2 separate regions of the Homo sapiens genome follow, and region 1 is linked to region 2. A link is a loop called in an ENCODE intact Hi-C map of the cell type or tissue named here. Cell type or tissue: dorsolateral prefrontal cortex. All regions are shown on one strand. Region 1 overlaps PLLP (plasmolipin). Region 2 overlaps NLRC5 (NLR family CARD domain containing 5).

What was found. Hi-C counts contacts between places; a loop is a spot of excess contacts. Peaks named below come from ENCODE experiments on the same cell type or tissue, not always from the same donor. Only the 100,000 strongest peaks of a DNase experiment are listed, where the experiment ranks them.
Region 1: a loop joins it to region 2, with 2.4 times the contacts of the local background. A loop is called at or near these places in 15 of 110 quality-filtered maps.

What each region holds. Positions count from the first base shown.
Region 1 is chr16:57,259,336-57,261,835 of GRCh38, forward strand. All of the region lies in intron 2 of PLLP (plasmolipin), which reads right to left. Among named protein-coding and RNA genes, the nearest start is that of ARL2BP, 15 kb to the left of the region's middle. RefSeq lists enhancers at 1-283, 1,327-1,466, 1,477-1,536, 1,948-2,500. In dorsolateral prefrontal cortex, no CTCF peak of the experiment used is centred here; a DNase peak (open chromatin) is centred at 1,226; H3K4me3 peaks cover 726 bases; H3K27ac peaks cover 2,500 bases.
Region 2 is chr16:57,083,387-57,085,886 of GRCh38, forward strand. It overlaps NLRC5 (NLR family CARD domain containing 5), which reads left to right. Exons shown (of 49, transcript NM_001384950.1): 49 at 1-134. Among named protein-coding and RNA genes, the nearest start is that of CPNE2, 7.9 kb to the right of the region's middle. RefSeq lists an enhancer at 1,147-1,276. In dorsolateral prefrontal cortex, CTCF peaks have their summits at 1,019 (motif pointing right) and 1,221; a DNase peak (open chromatin) is centred at 1,055; H3K27ac peaks cover 493 bases.

The DNA of each region.
Region 1 (2,500 bases), 180 kb after region 2:
CTGGGCTGGGCCTCACATCCCTCTCTGCCTTCAGGGGGAAGAATTTTTGTCTCCCTCTTGGCCACATCCTAAGCTCAAGGCTCTAAGCAAATGCCAGGGTCAGGACCAAGAGGACCAGATATTTCAAGCTGGATATGGAACCAGACTGGCAGGAAGGGGCCCTCTGCTGACAACCAGGGACCAGTCCCTCATCCCAAACGCTTGGCCCCAGGAGCCCATTCACCGTCTTCAAACGCCTGGTCCTCAAACATTCATTCAGTTCGTCCAATATACTTTTAAAAAATTACCAACATTATAAAATTAGATTTCATGAAAACCTGAAGACTTCATGTAAAAATTTTATATTAAAAAAATCTTGGCCGGGTGCAGTGTGGCTCATGCCTGTAATCCCAGCACTTTGGGATGCCGAGGCAGGCAGATCACTTGAGGTCAGAAGTTAGAGACCAGCCTGGCCAACATGGTGAAACCTCGTCTCCAATAAAAATACAAAAATTAGCCAAGAGTGATGGTGCCCACCGGTAATCCCAGCTACACAGGAGGCTGAGGCGGAAGAATCACTTGAACCTGGGAGGCAGGGGTTGCAATGAGCTAAGATCGTGCCACTGCACTCCAGCCTGGGCAACAGAGCGGGACTTTGTCTAAAAAAAAAAAAAAAAAAACTTAGGATATCAAAAGATTTCGCTCCAAAGGGGCTGCATTCCCACTAGGAACAGATGAAGTGAGTATAGAGGCAGCTTGCGATGGGCAGATGGATGCTGGCTTCTCCAGGGTCCCTCCTGACCCAATTTACTCACATATCTTGCCTGGATCCTGTAGGGGTCTGTAGCCCCCATGCCAGAAAATCCCAAATTGGCCATGCTAATCCAGCCTTCTCTAGATGCAGTTAAGCCCTCTCTGCCCCATTCGTTGAGGGTCCAGAAGCACAAGAAGCAATGTCCTGCCACTGTGGCAGAAGGGAGCCTCCTTCCATTAACAGCCACGGCTGGAGCCCCAAATCTGCACCTAAGAGACACACAGGCTTTTATCTCTGGAGATTTCTCTCTTAGAGGTCCCTGGGACGTGAGGGAGGGGGTGGACCCTGAGCCCGGAAGTCAAGGCACCGCCTCCTCGCCCCAAAATCTTCCCTGCAAGCCCAGCGACCCCTGCAAACGCTGCCTGTTTCTGCCAGGGATGTCGAGATCTAACAAACCCATTCTGTCTTGAGGATGACTCACGTTTCCTCGGTTTAAAAAGTCATTGAATTCCAAACAATGCCGCCTAGTCCCAGCCTTGCTTGTCTTACAATCATGTGCCTTTCTCGCCTCTCTTCTCACTGAAAGCCTCAGACCCCAGCTGCAGGGGTTTTCCGGGTCAGAGGAAAAAAAAAACCAGCAGCTTTCTGTGTGTCTGGCCGGGGTACTTCCCATGTCCGCTCTCAGCCCTGTGTCCTGGGGAGACTGTCCTGGGGCAAACCTGGGGAGCCCAGCCTCTCCCAGGCCTCAGGGCCTCACCTGCAGGCAGCCAGGTGCCCGAGCTTGTCCTGCACACTTGAGGCCCTGGCCTGGGCAACTTCTGACAGCTTGCCACAGCCTCCAGCCACAGGGCTGCCTACCTGGGCCAAGCTACAATCTCACAAACTCACACAACACAGGCACAAATTCTGACCACCCCCAGAGGGAAATTTTTTTTTTGAGGTGGAGTCTTGCTCTGTCACCCAGGCTGGAGTATAATGGTGTGATCTCGGCTCACTGCAATCTCCGCCTCCTGGGTTCAAGCAATTCTCCTGTCTCAGCCTCCCAAGTAGCTGGGACTAGAGGCGCGCGCCACCACACCTGGCTAATTGTTGTATTTTGCTAATTGTTGTATTTTTTGTAGAGACAGGGTTTCACCATATTGGTCAGGCTGGTCTCAAACTCCTGACCTCAGGTGATCCACTCACCTCAGCCTCCCAAAGTGCTGGGATTACAGGCGTGAGCCACCACACCCGGCCGGGAAAAATATTTTTAAGATTCCAAATGGCCTCTTACAAATCCACTCAACAGCCCCTCACTTCTACTCCCCTCCTGGGACAAAGTCAAGCCTGTGTCCTTCCTGGCTCATGGTTCCCCAAAAAACCGTGCACCTAGGCATGGTGGCTCACTCCTGTACTCCCAGAATTTTGGGAGGCCAAAGTGAGAGAACTGCTTGAGCCCAGGAGTTCAAGACCAGCCTGGGAAATAAAGTGAGACTCCTCTTCTACAAAAAATAAAAATAAAAATTAGCAGGGCATGGTGGCACGTGCCTGTAGTCCTAGCTACTGGGGAGGCTGAGATGGGAGGATCACATGAGCCCAGGGGTTCAAGGCTGCAGTGAGCCATTATTGAGCCACTGCACTCCAGCCTGCACATAGTGAGACACTGTCTTGAAGGAAAAATAGAAAAACTGGACCTCTGAACCATCAATCCTCACCTCCACCCCTGGCTCTGCAGATCAGCTTAGGTCAGTGAGGATGTCAGGCCACCCCCCCACACCCTGCCACTTC
Region 2 (2,500 bases):
TACTTTGGTGGGATTCAGGTGAGTCTCCATGCACTTCACATGTTACCCAGTGTTCTTGTTACTTCCAAGGAGAACCAAGAATGGCTCTGTCACACTCGAAGCCAGGCTTGATCAATAAACACAATGGTATTCCACGTCTAGCGTGAATCCAATGTTTCCTCTTACCCCACTGAAGTCAGAGGTGGTTCACCCCCTGCCGTAAGGACTGGACAGCAGCGCAAACAACAGAGAGGTGTGCTGAGTGGAGCACTGGCCTGGGAGTCAGGAGACATGGGTTCCCAGCTCAGGACTTGTCTCTAGTCACGTGGCCATGGGCAAGTTACCTCCTCTCTCCAGACCTCGCCTGCAACGTGAGGGTGTTATAGAAGCTCAGCATGTTAGAAACATTTTTTGTTTGACTTGCATAACATTGAAACTACTTTCTGAATTCATTGTCAGTATTCAAAATTGGGAATTTTACATAAAAATTCAGATTCTGCTTGCTTTTAAGTGCTAATCCAGCACTCCCACTGAAGAGTCACATGACTGTGCCTTTTAGATGTGCACACATGCCTCAGCTTGCTGCAGTCCCCACCACTCCCCATTGTCTTGACACCCCACCTGACCCCACTTTTTGCTGCTCTTTGACCCTGGCCTAGAGAGTTTGCATGGGTATGTTGTACCAGAGGAACATGGCTTTGGAAGTCAGACAGGCATGGAATAGAATGTGACTTAACCCTTTGCTACCTGTCTTTGAGGTATGTGGGTTAGCAGCCACCCCCACAACACACAGACACACATTAAGACTGTTGGAGAGGTCAGGAAAGCAAGACGAGCAAAGTTACCGGCAAAAAAAACAAAAAACAAAAACGAGTTATCCTAGCTCTCCTCTCTTTTTATAGCCGAATATCATATGACGTGAAGAGATGCCCAAAATGACAGATCAGCATCCTGTCTCCCTCGTGTAGTTAAAACAAGTTGATCTTAGGGGGAGCCTCCCACCCCATTGTGAAAAACCAAGTCGGGAGGGTGGTGCAGTTACAGCTGAGCACCACTGGAGGGCAGGCTAGCCCACTGGCGATTCATGAGATAACTTCCTCCACTGTGGGACCCAGAAGGAAGTTAGGAGGCGATGCTGGGGCCTGTTCCCACCCGGCCTAGTAGCTTGGGATGTCCCAGCCTACCAGTGACATCACCTGGGTGGCTTGGCCTTGACCTTTGCAGCCCTCCAGGTTGTTCCTGGCCCCCTGCCAAGCATGAGGAGAAAGTCCTCCAGCCAAGTGCCAAGCACCCATACTTCACACAGGGCCACCCTTACCGGGCCAGGGTCAGGGCACACCTAGCACCAAATGGGCCCGTCAGCCTGCTCATGGGGGAAAAAGTAGGCAGGAAGAGGATCCAAGAAGTTTACCAGGCAACCCTGGGTCCGAAATTCTGTCTCCCTTTCCTGGGACATGATGCCGAGTTGACCTTGGCCTTCAGTGTGCCCAAGATCACCTTCACACTAGAGGGGTTGCATTGCCTCCTCTCCTTGCCCAAGAATGAAGGATGAATCCCTCAAAGCCTGGAAATAGCTTGGCAGGGGAGCCAAGGCCGAGGAAGGAGCAGAGGATACCAGCAGAGGCACCTGGCCATGGGGGACAGGGGACCCCGGAGCTCAAGGACACTATTTTCATTTGCTGCTTAGCCATTTTACTTCTCTCTTCGCCTTTTCCCCCCTTCATATCTGCCCAAATTCTACACTCCAAGAAACTTTCAGCAGCTTCCCTGAAATAAACCATAGTATTGCGGCACTGCAGAGCTGGCTGGGCCTACATCAAGTTGGTGTGAAATTGCCTTGTTCATTTTATTAAGAAACTTCCTCTCTTGCCACCTGCCTGCTTGGAGGCCTTAACCGTTTTTTGATTTTTCTTTTTCTTTTTCTTTTTTTTGAGACGGAGTCTTGCTCTGTCACCCAGGCTGGAGTGCAGTGCTGCAATTTGGGCTCACTGCAACCTCTGCCTCCCGGGTTCAAGCAATTCTCCTGCGTCAGCCTCCTGAGTAGCTGGGATTACAGATGTTCGCCACCACACCTGGCTAATTTTTGTATTTTTAGTAGAGACGGAGTTTCACTATGTTGGCCAGGCTGGTCTCAAACTCCTGACCTCAAGTGATCCACGTGCCTTGGCCTCCCAAAGTGCTGGGATTACAGGCATAAGCCACCATGCCCGGCCTGTTTTTCTATCCAGCACGGATGGAGTACAGCCTCCCTGCCCCCTTCCTCCCCAAAGTAGGCTCAGTTTAAATATATACATGAAAACAAATAAAATTCAAAGAAAAGCAAGGTTATGGGGTGGCAAGCAGTAAGATCCAATGGAAGCTCCCCGTCTCTGCATGTGAGCCATCGCACTGAGAATGCGATCAGGCTGGTAAGTACCCGCGTCTATCTGCAAGATGGGGAGAATCTCCTTTTACTACTTTGTCTCTTGGCCTCAGTCTTATAATTGTACAAATTGAACGTTCATCTTTCTTTTTTAGTTTT